Linked DNA regions of Homo sapiens: region 1 is linked to region 2. A link is a loop called in an ENCODE intact Hi-C map of the cell type or tissue named here. Cell type or tissue: Caco-2. All regions are shown on one strand. Each heading gives the region's core, and the rest is flanking DNA. Links, peaks and the distances in the headings are about the cores only. Region 1 overlaps LOC105378178 (a long non-coding RNA gene). Region 2 overlaps LOC105378178 (a long non-coding RNA gene).

Region 1 (8,570 bases), core at 224-8,223, 54 kb after region 2:
TTCTTTATTTTTTGTTGAATCCAGTTAACTCTGCTCTTGGGTTTATTAATAATATAATTAATGGCAATTGTCTAAACACTTTGCTTCTCAGCTATTTGTTTTATTGCCATGAGGAAAAAACCATACTTGATTTTTATCTCCTTTCTAAGAGCAAAGATTTTTCAAATAATCAAATGAAGCCAGTATGGTTCTGTAGTCTAAGGATGTCTCATGTCTTTCCTGAGGAGTGCACAGTTAGCGGCTGCTCACAAAGTAACTGGGAGTAAGTGCATTGATTCAGATGCTTCATGACTATCTGCCCCATATTTTATTTCAAATGACATCTCCACCTGCCAATAAATAATCCAATGGTCGTTTTATGTTCCATTCTAGAAACCAATTTTTTTCTTTTTTTCAACATATGGAAGAATACTCACGGTTGAGAATATGAATTATTAAATAAAAAATTAGAAATTAAGATAGGAATTGAGAAAATTAAAAAGTCATTTCAATATCTAAGAAGGAGAAAATAATTTCAAACCACTAATCTTTAGAAGGCAAAACCAAAGCTTCATTTTACAAACTTCCCTTCTACCCTGTTACTTAACTAACTGTCTAAATACTCAATGTCTGAATTTCTACAGTGGTTGAAAAGCTGTGCTCAACTACTACGACGCAAATCTTCAGAATTAGTTCTTGATTATTTTCCTGAAAGGCTCAAGCTTAATACTAATTCTCTGGTTCATCCTTAACATTTCTATAGGAAATTGATAGATATCAATATTAACATTTCATAAATTCTACAAAATCTTTAAGAGAGTGACACACTTACACTACTACTAGTGAATAGATCCCAACCAGCCCAAGGGAAATTCCCTATGTTGCTTTAGGCCACAGTCATCATTAATAGAGTTATAACGTATCTTAAATTTAAACTTTATAGTTAGCAATTAAAGTTACTCAAAAGTGTCCAGGAAGTGATGTTAAGCTACCAGGGCATGACTGACTACAGAAGATTTAGAGATAAATCTGAAACTGGAAAGTTGACAAAGACACATGTTAAATTTTTTTATATTTTTTATAGTTATGTAGGCATTCATTTTTTTCAACAAACATTTTCTAAATGCCTACTTTGTGCCAAGCATCATTTTAGATCATTAGGATGTATCCGTTAACAAAATTCCTGCCCGGAAGGAGCTCAAATTTTACTAGGTGGGGACAGACAATCCACAATATATATAATAAAATAAATAAAATGTATACTATCTTACAAGTTTATGAATGCAATGAAAATAAAAATGAAGATCAAGATTGTTGGATAGTATGGGGAAGAATATTTTTATCTTTCATCAATTGTATTGTATGTACACCAAGAAACAGCTAATACTTAAAAATCATTATTACAAGTACCATTTGTTTCTTGCAAATATTCATTGGCTTTTATAGTACAAAATTGTCCATTTTCCCTACATCTCTTAAGTGTATTTGTAATTGGAATAAAATATACAGCTACAAAAGAAAAAAAGAGAAACATATGTCATCTTAAATCTGTTGGTATCTATTTCATTCCAAAGGTGATGTCACGTCATTCAAATTAATAAAATTATGTTCTGACACTGTATACTAAAAACAGTATCTGTAATCTCAGGGAAAAGCAGCTGCTGCTTTAAAACAGCTGTTGACCTAGTGTGGAACCAATTTATTTCCATTGATGTCGTAACTATGAGAGCTTCAATAACATTCCAACGTAGCTATACAACCATGTTTATTTTGTAGGTGACTGTTGCTTTAATTGCAGAAGTACATTTTCTTTTACATGTCTCTAGTGACTCCATTGTTACAGAAAAAATGGTGGGCAGCAACATCCAGAGGATGTTAGCCACAATAATTGAAGCTCTATGCATATTCTCCATCTCTCTGCAAAACTGCATTTGTTTCTCACTTAGAATTCAAGAAACATTAATGGAATGCCTACTAAATTTCAGGATTTTTGCAAGAATATAATGTTGAACAAATTAGGTTCCTTATCCTCAAGCAACTCTCTCTTAGAAAGGTTTGCAAAATGCATAAATAGCTGTAAATCCAAAAGATATCTGTAATTGGATAAACACACTAGATATTTTGAACTGTATTCTGATTTGGCCATTGTTATGTAGCATCCTAGATCTCAGAAATGTCACTCTAAGCTTCTTGGGCCTATTATTTTTATTTGCTTAATTTTTCTATTTCATATCACACTTGCAATTTTGAAATTTGCAATAGTGAATCAAGATATAGAAAGAGTATACTTATGAGTATACTTATGAGTAGAGCAGGCAGGCAAGCAAGACACACCTTTGTAAAGACCACCCTGTACAATAATGAACAGTAAGGAAAAGAAGGGATTAGAAAAAGGAGTGTATTTATTGGTAGCTTAGCAAGAACAAGGTCACCAATCAAAATAGAGGCTTCTAATCTTTTGTGCCACAGACCTCTCCTCAGAATAATGTTTTTAAATGCACGAAGTAAAATAAATAGCATTACAAAGAAAACCAATTAAGTACAAGTATCAAATTTTTATTGTCATATAGTAATATATATGCTTCTTTTATAGCACATTAAATCATAAGAGGTAATAGTATATCTAATAACACCTATAATTTTAAAATAGTGAGTGTAAACGATATTTTGAAGTATCTGCAACAACTGTGATGTGATATAAAAACATCTGTGATTTCTATTGATGATAAAGTCACAGGTGCTCCTACAGAGTGGTTTGTTGCCTTCATTCATAATTGAAATATGTGCCAAAGTTCATATGCATAACATGTTATATTTTACTGATTATAAAATGTACTGTTCACATGCCTGCCCTCAGTCACTGGCCCGTGGTACAGACCTAATTCTTACCAATGCTCGTGTCATTCAGCAATCTAACTTCCCAGTGCCTCACAAAAGCAACATCTTATTAACCTCCCACATTTTACACAGAAGCATAAACCTCATTATGCCCTTCGGACTTCCCTGTCACCAATATTACCGGACTCCTGATAATGTGCACTTGAAGTTCTATTTACCCAAAATGCACCACCATTAACTGTCATTTTTGAAACCACAAAAATTATATAATACTAATCATTACTTTAGCTTTTCAGAAATACACTAAAAAATACTGGTTACAGCACCAAGACAATTCTATTAAGACATACAATCAAGCTTAGATGGTTTGCAAAGTCAAGACATGAAGGAGGAATCAATTAGTTAACAACTGACAACAAAAAAAATACTTAAGCAATGGGAACTCCCTGAATTCTGTTATTCCGGGAAAAGACTGTCAAAGCTGGTGCTAAAAGATGAAAACTGTGTCAACAAAGGTAGAACATCTATTGGAATGCAGACAGACAGTCTGGTTTCTTCAGAGCTCAAGTGTAAAAAAAGCAAGACATACTGTTTGATTCATGTGTTGGTGTGGAATCATGTGGCATTCAATTTCTAGAGTAGTTTCGTCTATGACACCTACAAGAAATATTTATTATATGACAAAGTAGGGTCATTCACTCATTGAAAAGAGAAGAACCAGACATATAATTTACACATGAAACATCCTAGATCCACTCAGAGTGTTAGCAACATGCGGATCACATGAACACAGCAGCTTCTATGTCAATAGCTTCTCTGCTGTGCAGAAAATAGTGCCTTTGAAGGCAAAAATGAAAGGAGTGCATCTTAAGCAACTACAAAGGAATACTGATTTTCACCAGACTAGAAAAAGAGATGGGAGATATGGGAGATAAGATTAGAAAAGGAGAGGAAGAGTCAGACTCACAGCACTTAGGGAAAGTGCCCTCAAGAAAAGGACAAACATGGCCACACTATGTGCCCAAGGACGTGGGATCCTTGGCCATTGGGTTCCAGGCAACTCAATGCTCCTTGTACCCTGTGCGCCGCTCACAAACAAAAAGCTACAAAATTTCAAAACCCCATTATGACCTTGGAATATGGGAACATCATCTTCCCCCATTTTCTACTAACAGTAAGATTCTCAGATTCTGGTGCTGCCAGGCGGAACTGAGACTAAATTTTTCTATAATAAAAATAAAATCATAAATCATTCCTTGTTCTTGTTTTTTTCTAACAAGAAAAAAATGTGTTAGAAATTTGTGCCATATTTATTTCTGCTTTCTTAAACTGAACAATGAAAATAAAATGAAAATAAAATGTTGGAAGTCACACAATATGTGAGTGAAAAAAAAAACCAAACATTAAAAAGATAACAAAGAATACATATAGTAAAGAGACTTTGGATAAACCTCAAATAACAGCCTCAAACTCATTACCTGATGATTTTTGATACATGGTATAGACAGAATTCTTCTGTCCATAACTTATACTATTAGTCCATTTTTCATTTTCCTATACTTTTTCTGTGGCTGTTCATATTCATCCCCTAGTGTCTCAGAGCTGAAATAATTCTCTTCTGAGCAAAACTTCCCCTCAGATATATGTGCAGTTATTGTGTATCTCAAGATTTCTGAGTTGAAATTAATTTTTAATGTCTGTGCAATTATGTGAATCATTAAGATTGTGAAGATATTATCAACAAAGTAAAACAAAACGAATGATGAAGTTATGAGCTCATTAACCTCGACAGGGACCAATGAACTCTGTCTTATTACGTAAGACCGAATCTCACAGAGCCCACATTCATGCTGGTTACTTAATAAACCGTGAACAGAGACAGACACAAGGCATAAGCTACCAATACATTCCTTTTTCTAATCTCTTCTTTTCCTTACTCTTCATTATTGTAAAGGGTAGTCTTTACAAAGGTGTGTCTTGCCTGCCTGCCTGCTCTACATATGAGTATACTCTTTCTATATCTTGATTCACTATTGCAAATTTCAAATTTGCAAGTGTGATATGAAATAGAAAAATTAAGCAAATAAAAATAATAGGCCCAAGAAGCTTAGAGTCTCCAGTTACTGCAGTCATTAGAAACTGCACCAGCATCCTGATCCAGGTGGCACTGGGGTAATTGACAACTTCCAGGAAAGGGAGCACCCAAGAATGTCACAGAGAGAGAAATTGGCACAACCCCAAAATACTTTGTTTGGTGTGTTTTAAGCTCCAAATAGTAAAACAAAAAATGTCTGAAACATAAATATGTGATATTGCAAATTAGAAAAAAATAGGGAGAATTTTATTTTTATTGTAGAAGGAAAAATAGACATAACAGTTTCAATTCAGAATATAAAAATCACTACAGAGAATGGGTTAGAAATAAATATTAGTGGCTTTTGGAGGAATAGTACTTATGGGAGATTATATACATATTTTTAAATGATTACGCCTCTCCTCATGAGAGAATTATCCACCTCCACCCTATTGATATCAGCCTTTATGTGTCACACTTGGCCATTAAAATAAAAACAACGAGATATACCACTTCCAAAGATAAGCTTTAAGTGTCATGTTCTCTTGTGCCCTGTCGTGAGATTGGTATGACCCAGGTAGGGGCTACTTCTTCAGTCTGGATCCTGCAATGAAGTTGTCACAGCACAGAGTGACAGTTCATTAAGGATAAATAAGCAGTATAAGCAAGAAGTAAATTTTTGTTTTTGTAATCCACCAAGATTTGTAGAGTTTTCCTATTGCAACGTAACTTAGCCTATAATACAGGATTGGTGAGATTCCAAAGGCAAAAAGCAGGACCAGTGAACATCTTCTAGTACATACAAATGTACTCCAGCTATATACCATACTGTTACTTTTATCCTAGAATCCCAAGATAGACATGCTGCCTTCATCTTTGAGCCAAGAAGATAGTACCGGACCAGTACTGCAGGATACAGCCCAAAGTCAATGGTTTCTGCATTGTTCAACCTTTCTGGAGCACATAACTCGAAGTCTTGTATCTCATTAGCTTTGATAGCTCTACAGAATAGACCATCTAGCACTTTATTTCTCCTGATGCCAGGGGTCCTGTAGGGTTTGTAAACAAGACTTTGCCCCTTTTGTGTTAATAAGGAGTAGGAGGAGGTTAGACGAAGAAACTGTGGGGAGAAGAGAAGGTAGCATGTAAGAATCCCAGTCCATATACCCAGGCACACAAGATGTATAACTTTATTTTCTGAAATAATTTGATTCTGTATTTGACCTGTATTTCTTGAGGTCTTTTATTATTAGGTCAAGCTACAGTTTCAAGAGCTGATCTAGGGGGCTTCCTAAAAAAAAAACAGTAGAGAAGAAGGTTCTACATCATCAGTCCACACAGATTGTCACTGAGATATTTACTGTCCCAGTTCTTAAAGTTCCCTTGAAATTTGTGACTGGCAGGTGTTTCTGTGACACACCTGAGAAAGCCCTTCACGAGGCTGACTACAAACTACTTTGCCTAGCAATCTAGCAGCAGTTCCAGAACAAGGATCTTGCTCTCCCTATAACTGCACACTGGGAATCAGACCTCTCTGCTTGCATCACATTCATCTTTCCTCAGCTGGGCATCTCTAAAAGGAGGGGGAATTCTACTACCTTTGTTTGGGAACAAAATAGTTTTGTTGTTTTGTTTTGTTTTGGATTTTTTTTTTAATAGCTGGCAACTTCTACCTTCCTTAGGCTTAAATTTTCAAAGCAAATGCCAGAAAAAACCACAGACTACTTCTGCTTTGTATGCAACAACCACTCTACTCTGAGGTGGTACAAAGAAGCCAGACAATCTGACTGAATGGGAAGAAAAGCAAAGAGGCAAAGACAGGCAGCTAAATTTAAGTTAGCCTTCTGCACCCACTCAATATTACAAAAGCATTGTGGTAAGGCAAAATTTCTATGAGAGGCCCCTAAGATTCCATACTCTAATCACCAGACCTGTGAATGTGACATCACTTCAAGGTTATATTATGTGGCACAGTTTACCTTACAAAAGAGAGATCATTCAAGTGGGCCTGATCTAATCACAGGAGACTTCAGAGGAAAAGACACTTCTCTGGCTGGTAGCAGACAGGAAGCTAGAAGAGGAAGTCTCAGATATGCATGAGTAGGGCTCGATGCACACTTGCTGCTTTGAAATTGGAGGGTCCACAAGGAGCTGAGGGCACACCCCTGACAGACAGCAAGGACAGAGGGACTCAGACCCACAAACACAAGCAACTAGATGTGCCAACACTTGAATGGGCTTGAGAGCAGATTTTTCCTTAGAGCTTCCAGACAAGAGCCGACACCTTGTTTTTGACCTTGTAAGCCAAGAGCCCAGGTGAGCCCACCTGGGCTTCTGACCTAGAGAGCTGTGAACTAGTAAGTTTGTGTTATTTCAACCACCTTTGTGTTCACTTGTTACACAGCAACAGAAAACAATACAGTCCTATTTCCCATACCCAATTTCACTCCTGCAATAAGTTCACAAACTTCCTATGAACTATCAATAATTCTTCAAGGACCATTTTTCCTTAAATTGTTTAGTTTACCAAGAGTGACTGCCTCCCTTATCCTTCTTAGAACATTAAAATGGTGTTCATTAAATGTATATAATGATTGTACTTTTTTCTTTTTTAAGCTTTCCATGTGTGCTCACACTCATTTTAGATCCTTGCTTGGGATGGATCTAAATAGCACAAAAATGGCAATTCAATATCTTTAACCTAATAACTTATTTTGTCAAGGACAATCAGATTTTCTTCAATGTTGGGAAATATTCTAACACTATGCTTTGAGCTCTGAAGATGCGATTTCCTTCAATAATTAATAGAATTGAGATTATAAGAATAAAAAATGAATTTTTGCCAACGACTGCCTCTGCACACTGACTGCCTCTCAATTTTCCTTGGTTTTGAAAATTCAAGTTAGAAAATTAGTTATTTTCTACTAGTTTAATTCTGTAAGTCCAAAATATCAAAAATTATGTGATATGCTTCAACTTTCAATTTAATTAAGGCCATTTTACATCATTTGGTTTTATATGTTCATTTTCTTTGTTTTTATTAAACAACTCTGAAAGTGCAAGAATTTTTTGTTATTTCAAAACACATGAAAAAGTAAAAGTTTACTCTTGCTGTTTCTGGTTTTTAGCCAACAGAAAAAGTAGAAAGGTCAAAATAGCTGTTTCCATCTTAAGTCACCATTATACACTTATAAGCGCCCCTTCAGACAAGATTTCCAGCTTTCACCTCCTAAAAAAGGCTGGCATTTGGAAGGAAGCACCTCATTCAAGGAAGTTTGAAAAGCTCCAAAACTTGTATTCTATAACTCGGGAACATATCAAAGCCCTAATGTGCTGTGAAAATGCTTTTTGATTCTTGAAATGTTGCTTCTCTGTAATTCTGAGTCCCTCGTGTCAGTTTGTCAGCAATAAAAACATCATTATGTTGTGGTCCCTGAGGTTTTGATTGTTAAAAAAATGGTCTTCAACACTCAAAGTTCAGGCAGTGTTTCATTACACAATTTCACATCTGGGCACTAGTTTACGTTATCTAAAGGGAGCTGTAATTCTCCTTAGGAGATGACTAGAAATGAATTGGTTAATATACAATAAAACATAGTGGAGTAAGAGTTTGACTATGTGATTTATGGTGAACAAGGGCAGCCCCATTCTCTTGTCAGATTATCAAAGTAAGTTTTAA
Region 2 (8,570 bases), core at 205-8,204:
TTTTTTTTTATTCTGTAATTGTAGCAACATCCATCCAAGCATTCTTACATGAAATCTTGGAATCATATCTTCTCCCTGCTTACATTCAATAAATTCCTAAGACTTGTAGATTCTTACTCAGGAATTTGTTTCACTTTTCTTACCTCTATTTTCTCTCTCACCAACCTGATTCAAGACCTCATCATTTCCTATCTTTCTTTACCTAAACTTCCCATTAGAATTCTATGCAATTTACCAGATCAACCATTCCAATCCCAGTTCTGGCTATATCCTATCCATCTCTGTGGAATCCCATAACATATTGTTAAATCCTCTTCTTTACTCCATTTTGCCTTAAAGTAATTTTATCACTGAATTTTGCACTTTTGGAGCAGAGAACCTGTGTTTTCTCCTCTATAAAGAAGCATCTAGCAGAGATTTGCCTATGGAAGTAATTAAGAACATTCTACTGAAACTGAATTCAATTTAGAAAGGCTTCTTTGAAAAGAACACATCAGTTATACCAATTTCAGTTTTTCTTCAAAGCAGCTGTCAACACTGTAGATATTATTAGAAAATATTGGTAAGTTTACCAAATATATCATGAAGGACTAATCTGTAGAAAACAAGTGAGTTAATTTCAAACTTTGTACAACTTTTTCTCTCCCTCATTTTCTTAATTTTTGGGTTTATTTGACTCCATGTATGCCGTGGTGTTATGGTATTCCCCAAATGTGCATATTGAACTATACATAAACACATGTACACACACTAGATAATTGTCAATAAATTTAAACCTAGTTTTAGAGAAAGGGAACAGGTTCACTTTACCTGAAGAGGAAAAAATCTGGGTTAACTCATGTACTGAGTTAAATTATTGAACCTGAAATTCAGTGGTCCATGAGTGATTAATAGAGGAAACACACTTAATGAGGCTGAGGACTAATATTTGTTTTTAGGGATGTTACTCCTACAGTTGTTGTTCTATAGAATATCACATAAAAATTATTGCCAGATGTAACTTTAATTAAGAGTTGGGTAAATACATGCGTCATTTATCAATATAAACAATATGAATTTGAAGGGTTATATAAATATGGTCATATCTCTTATATTTCATTTATCTTTTCAGCCCTGGTACTTATGGAGTTTGGTATAAAGACGGTAGTCAACAAGTCCTTGATGAACTGAATGTGCTCATTCTTTTATCTCCTATGCTCTTGAGGAGTTGAAACTCTTACTTGCAATTGTTTGTTAAGCTAGGCAAAGACCTTAGGAGCCTTATTGTCAATGGGCAGATCAGTTGAAGAAAAGAATTAGAGCAAAAATATCCCAAGGCAGGCCAACTTTGCCTAGGCAAAGATTTGTATACAGATCTAACGAGTTTATGTGGACCCTATTACCTTACTACAGCATTAATGAGGGCTGAAATTGGAGCTATTCCTATTACATACTGTAGTATGCAATAAAGTACCATGCAATAAAGATAATAGCAACTTTATAGGAAGAGGTTGAGAGGAATAAAGACTAAACCCCTACTACAGATAAGGCAAGAATACTGCATGTAAACAGATGGAACATTTACGGTTTCCTCAATCCTTCTCTTACAACAATGCCTGCTTTAGCCTTACTACTAAAGTGTGGTCCATGAAACATCAGCATCACCTGGGAACTTGCTAGAAATGCAGAATCTCAGACTTTCCCCAAGACCTAAAGTATCAGTCTATATTTTCACAAGAATCCAATGTGATTCATAAATTTAAGTGCTCATGAGAAACAGTTTACTTGACATTGTATAAAGTAACACAAGGTACTAGTAGTGAATCGTGGATTAGAACTAGCACTGGACCATTCTTGAAATATTGAAATGAGACAATGCTACATAAACATATTAATACTAATAACATAACAGCATACTTGATTCCTGCTCTGATTTATATTTGAATCCATTATGGACATAGCAAAGAACTGGGAAACTCAGGGATATATTAGACATTTGTCATCCACAAAACACCTTCCTCAGGGAAGACTTCAACTCTCAATAGACAGTAATGCATGAAGGTCTCCATATAAGTATGCAAAACGCATGAAAGCACACACATGGCAGCAAAGGCAATACTATCACTTACTCTTAAGCCTTAAAACCTACTACAGGAAAATATCATTGGCAATATTTAGTAAAAGTACAAGCACATTCAACTGCCCATGAGGCATTATACATTGAGGCATGGATAGAGGAAAAGTCACATCAGTCCAAGAAATTAATTGTAGTCCTATTTGCACCTGTTTTAGGAAAATAAAAATAAATGTGTGTCCATTCAGGATTAGCTTTTCAAAGCTAGTCTTCCAACCCCGGGAGACACCAGAAGTAATGCAAGCCTCTATAACACATCCATTTGAAACCCCCACAGATTTTGCTATAGAACCTTGGTTCCAAACCTTCCTGCCTCCAGGGTTCTGTTGGAACATGTAGAATATAAAAGGTCACAAAGATACCTGAGCAGGATCCATATCCCGCAACAGAGAACAACTGGAAAAGGGAATTCTCTGAAGACAGCCTTCAGTGTAACCTAAGTCAATGCCCCAGGGGAAAGGGATATTAAGGACAGCTATAGCTGAGTCTCCTTAGGGAGAAAATCAGAATGGGTACAGCAATCAGAGGCCTGTGCTGGGCCACACAGGGAAGATCTTTGCCGGTGTTTTAAATTGCATGCTTAGCCAAATCGTGAAATAGTGCTCTTTAGGACTCAGCGCCTTTCTCAACTTGGACCTCGCTTTGCTTGTGATGGCCCGTCATGGTCACCAAGGAGCTGCAGTTATTCATTATGGATTATGTGTACACATTTCAGCAAGGCAGTATCCATCTCTGTCCTCCCTATCAGACATCACAAGGTTAATGTGGAAAATGCTATCTGAGTGTTAATCATGTATGAAAATGGCTGCTGAGCGGAAGAGGGTTGGGAGGACTATGAGGAACCAAGAAAATGCATTCCCTTTCTAGAATATGCATGCGTTGGGAATCGATAAACTGAGATGCATATCCTTGCAACTTCAGGGGAAAAATGGATGACAACTTGCCTCCTTTCTAGGACACAATCAGTATTCTCACTAATCGCGTCACATACAGCATCGTGCTTCAGGCTTCTGTCATCTGGAAGCCTTTCTGTTCTCTTAAAAGTCTTTAAGGGCAATGTATTTGGGGCTTTGCCACAAAAAAAGGAGGAGTGGGATGCTATAAAAAGGCAAATGCTGTTATATATCATACACGGAGGATTTGTTTTCCTTTTTGCTGTTAGTGGCATTGTGAGATGAGATGTTCTACAAAAGTGAACCCTTGTAACTGAAGTCTTTTCGTTTACATGCCCAAACTTTCCATTTTCATTTTAACCATTTTAAATGAGATGCTTTTTACATTTTTAGACTACATACTTGGATGTGCAAAAATTACAACGCTCTTTATTTCTTTATAATTAAATTTACATTAGCACATGAGCCATTGTTCTCCACCTTTGCCAATTAAAGGCAACCTAGTCTCTCCAGTCAAAGTTCCATCTCTTCTGAGTAACTGCTCAGTCCATTCAGAACTCTCTCTCTTCACATTCTTCCTTTCCTTCTCACCAAATATCTGATGGGTTCCGGAGAAAGATGAGCATGCAGGGGAGAGGCGTGTATCACCACTTGTACTTAACGCCTTTTCTTTTTTAAATTTTTATTTTTAACTGACAAATAATAATGGCATATAGTTATAGGGCACAATGTGATGTTTTCATACATGTGCATGTTGCAGAAAGATTCTACCAAGCTAATTAACATGTGCAGCACCTCACTTATCCTCTTGCCCTTTATGTTATCCTCATTGCTGCTGGCCCCTGCCCATGTCAGCCGGGGCTATACACGCGGCCTCCTGACTGGAGAAAGTATGTCGAGTGTGCAGGCTCATCTCATCCACTTCAGAGGAGTGATGCTGAAGGGAAGGGTCACTGAACTCTTTTCAATGGATTCCCCCACTACATTAGAGAACCCTGAAGAACTTATGACCTGGGAGATCTACTGAACTATTGCTCCTGACTATCCTCATGTGCCATTGGACACGTGCCTTATCTAAGAGTCTCTCAGTGTTCCTTTAATATACCCTGGAGCAAAAGGCGCTGCTTTCAGACCCTCCAGATTGATCTAAGATTTTAATCACTACCCCCTACCCCTTATCAAAGTAGGAGGGGGCACTGGGCCTTTCTCAACGACCCAGGCAGTATCTAAGCTCCAGTCACATCCTCCTCTAATTCTGTTGCCCTCTCTGACCAGGAAATGGCATTTATCTCATCAGGCATTCCTCCCACTCTAGGGGTTAAGGTCCAAATTCTATGCTCTGAATCTCCCAGGCTTCAGGCCTTACTATTTAAAGGCAAGCTTCTGGAATTCATGAAATCTAATTTTCTGACCTGAGTTTCTGGTTCCTTCAATTGAAAGCTGTAGCTTTTAAGACTTTTATCTATGCTATAGATATACAAAAGTATGCACAAGAGCTCAAAAGCCTAGAATTTACTCTTTTCTTTCTGTATCATCTCAGCCCTGCATAGCAGAGCAATATAGATAACTTTCACTGCTGTTTCGATGATAAGAAGTGAAGAGTTAGAAGGAATTGGAAAAATACACAGCTTAATATCAAAGTATTACACTGCTACACGTGACTTATTTACTTCCTAAAGAGGGGATGCTGAACATAATTGTGCATTTTCTGAATAATGTATGCTGCTTATTGGCCTGGGTTGTAAGCAAATGCCTTTTAGTTTTACTGTTTCTGCCTTTCCCATCAGGCTATCAACTATCACTGCTATTTTGAAGGCTACCTCCAGATCTGCCTCTTTTCTAGTTTCTAGTTTCTTGCCTGTTATGAGCTGGATAACCATATAACCGAGCTTGTTAAAATTGAGTATTAAAGGAAAGTCAATAAGAAGTCCTGGCCCGAGAAGTTAAGTGCATGCCTTTGTAACCGCTATGTCAGCCTAAGAGGCTGTTTTTTTTTCTTACTTCTAAGTTTGGGCTGAGTTTTCAAGGGTAGAGGTTGTCAGAAATTCCACCTCTGAATAAGTGGATCATTACTATCATTTAAGGCATAGTTGGTATCATTCTCCTTCATAAAATTGACACAATAAATGCCTTGAAATTGATACCATGAGCATCATGTTTGAACTTAAAATGGGAGTCAAAGCCCCATTTTCCAATATATCTAGGTTATTTTCAGATATCTACAAAAAAGCAAGCATGCCATTAGAAAGCAATGGGTTTTTCTTTCTCTCTGCTTTCATTGACAAAAGTATATTTTCATTTCTCTTTCCCATGAGAACACTGACTTCAGTTATTCAGAGTTCAGATTTTTGACCCAGCTGCCACTGCAAAGGTTTCAACTGAACATCTTCAATTGTGAGAGATCAGTACACAAATTGGGCTATAAAACCATGGCATTTCCTTATAATTGCTTGAGAATGTCTCAGATTAGGAACAAAGTCAAAGATAAAAATATAAGGCACTCAGATCAATCTTTAGGAAATTCTTAATCATCTAAATAAATATATTATGCAGCAATTCTTTCATTCAGCATGTTGACACCTTGAGGGGAATAATATCCTAACTTCAAAGCTGAGGGCTTTTAGCTTTAGGGCTGCTCATTTTTCTCAAGTATCAATAGCAAAGATGCTCCAGGTGAATAGATACCAAGGATCAGCCATACAAAGCCAATATATTAGGGGTATATTAGGAGTATATTAGGAGGTTCACTCTTCCTAGTTACTAAAACTGAAGACATTCAGCATTAACTCACTGGAACTAGAGCCTTTTGTCTAGTCGATTTTTTATTTGTTTTGTTTCTCTTTTTCTCCACCTCACACTTGGCTAATAGGAAGAATGCAATAGCAGGCGAGATATTCAAACTTACTCATGTTCTACAAATAAACACCTCATTAGCTTCAATCTTTTTACACTGCTGGAAAACGCAGCATCCATATTTTGCTACCTGCTCCTAGCAGTAGCTCCATGGTTAATCTCCTGTACCTCTTGGTTTAATAGGATTTTTCCTCTTGCCTTTGCTTGTGTTGCACACTCTTAAAACAACTCTTCATACCGAGTGAATACAAAATAAACAATTGATGAATTCATTCATTTCTTTAGGAAATATATATTTGCACACTAAGTGTTATATCAACAAATTAATACAGTTTCTGCCTATATTAGTAATCCATTGCTGCATGAAAATATTACCACAAACTTAGCAGCTGTTTTTGGCAGCTTAAAACAACACACATTTATTATCTCACAGCTTCTGTAGGTGAAGAGTCTGAGCACTGCCCTCGTAGGCATTATAATCTAGTGAAGGATACAGTTAAATAAATTATCAGGTACATCATGTTGTAATGAGCAGGGCCTACCCCTTAGACCCAAGCAGAAGAGAGGATGCTATGAATGGGCATGAATGTGTGGGCTGCAGTGTTCATATGCATGCCTAGGAGGCTCCTTGAGGTGAAGCATATAGCTGGAGATGGCAAAAGGAGTGGGACAGGAGTAAAGATAGCTCTTTCCCTGTGCCATCAAGTTCTGCCTGAAAACTTGGGACGTCTGAGAATTCTACATTTGAATCAGGCTTTCCAGGTTATCATGAATGTGCATTTGTCAGCTAAGAATAGGATGTGTGGGCCACTGTCTATTCTTGCACCAGGCTCTTCAGATTTCAGGGGTAGACCTGATGCTAATACCATGATATAGGTAATTCTTGGGAAAGAGTTCAGATGAGAGCTACATAACCTCAGATTAGGAATTATTCTAGAGGTGGAGTGGGAGTATTGGGGGACACACCAGCCATGAGAATGAGCCTCTCAGATTCTGGGGGCAGGGAGTATAATTGAGCAACGTCCTCAGCTACTGTGCTGTGAAATCCACCACCATGTTTGCACCAAGGCCGCTGCTCTCAGCCAGTGACTGGGTTGCTCTCACATCAGGGATTGTGTGGGTTGCTCCCAGCCAGAGATTGAGTGTGGCAGGGATATTAAAGGAGACCCATTCCCAGGAGATGTAGGATTCCTCCAAAGGTTGACTTTGCCTTAACGACTCCCCAGTGGCCTTCTAAACTCTTCATAGAACTGCTCGACAGTCCCATACACTTCCCTCCAGTCCTTCTTCCTTCCTTCCCCTCTCTTTCATTCAAGGTCAGCCTCCCAGAGCTGTCTGGCGGCTTTCTTAATCTCAACCAGCTTCCTCCCTATTTTCCCTCACTGGTCTTTTTTCTCTAAATTCATTGCATGTTTAGTCCTATTTTGTATAATGCCTTCTACCAATAAGTTTCTTCCAATAAGATTATTCTAGGAAGCCTTCCTTGTTCCCCTGTGTTAATCCAGGTCCTCTGACAAGTCTGTGCTCAATAACTCTGCAGGACAAGCAATGGCAAGCCAGATTGTAGTGGCCCCTCAAATCACATGCAGTCGTCATCTCAGCAACACATCACAGAGTCAGAAGAAAATTTCCCATCCTCTAGGGGAGGTGACATTGCCTAGGATGACTGCAGGGGTTCAAACCCTGGCTCCTCACATATAAGCTGTGTAAATTGGGCAGATTATTCCATGGGTGTGCCTTAGTTTCTCTAATTGTAAAAGGATGAAAATTGTAGTGCCTATCTCATAAGATTATAGGGAGAATTAAAGGAGTTTATTCCTGTAAACCTTTAAGAACAGCACTTGGCTCCATAGGAGTCATTCAAATACAAGGTATAAAATAAGGAAAAAACAAAGCTTTAAGAACTGTAAATCTTCTTAACAATCTTGAAAATCTTGGCACCTAAAACAAAGCTACATTTGCTTTTAATTTTCTACAGAGAAGCTTCCCAGAAATGGGAACAAATGACTGCCTTTTTTCACATAACACATTATACAATAGGATTTGTAAAAAGCAATGTATATTTCAGGGGGACCATGAATCTGTGTTTACATTTGAAGATGTGACTAAAATATTGCCACATTTATAAAAGTTATCATAATCTTATCTTTTAGAATGTTTATGGTAGAAAAATTGTCCTGTGTCACAGGTATCTGCAGACCCCTCGTTAAATGTCAAAAATCTCCAGAAATCATATTATTGTAAAGTAGAATGGATGGCGCCAGATATGCTTGCTTACTTAAGCACTTGTTTAATTTACTTCAATAACTTTTTAAAATATTGAGATAAAAATTGGTATTTTAGTGTAAGTCTGTGTGTCAGGGAATTTAGACAATTTAGAGCTGCTATATCATTCTGCTAAAGGTTGAATTTCACCAAACATAAAAAAAAAATTATCACAGCCCAGTAAACTTTAATGTTCAAAACCAGGTCTTTTTAACTCCTAAAATACTGAATTTTGCCTCTTGAAATACAGCATTCAGAGCTGTGTTTTTCTAAAACATATTTTCTGATGGAAGTACATACATAGCAAGCACTATAGGCCCAGATGAAATGTATACGTGTGCTGAGTCACCTCCTTGATGGGAAAACCTCACTTAGAAGTTTTTAAAGTTTGCTGTAGATAAGCATCTAAAATTTAACCACTTTCAAAGTCGTCAATCCCTCTTGCA

What was found. Peaks named below come from ENCODE experiments on the same cell type or tissue, not always from the same donor. Only the 100,000 strongest peaks of a DNase experiment are listed, where the experiment ranks them.
Region 1: it touches region 2 in a loop (8-fold over the local background); 1 of 110 quality-filtered maps calls a loop at or near these places.

Annotation. Positions count from the first base shown.
Region 1 is chr14:49,013,010-49,021,579 of GRCh38, forward strand. The region is part of intron 4 of LOC105378178 (a long non-coding RNA gene); the gene reads right to left. Among named protein-coding and RNA genes, the nearest start is that of RPS29, 570 kb to the right of the region's middle. In Caco-2, for the core only: no CTCF peak of the experiment used is centred there; no DNase peak of the experiment used is centred there.
Region 2 is chr14:48,959,132-48,967,701 of GRCh38, forward strand. The region is part of intron 4 of LOC105378178 (a long non-coding RNA gene); the gene reads right to left. Among named protein-coding and RNA genes, the nearest start is that of RPS29, 620 kb to the right of the region's middle. In Caco-2, for the core only: no CTCF peak of the experiment used is centred there; a DNase peak (open chromatin) is centred at 4,280.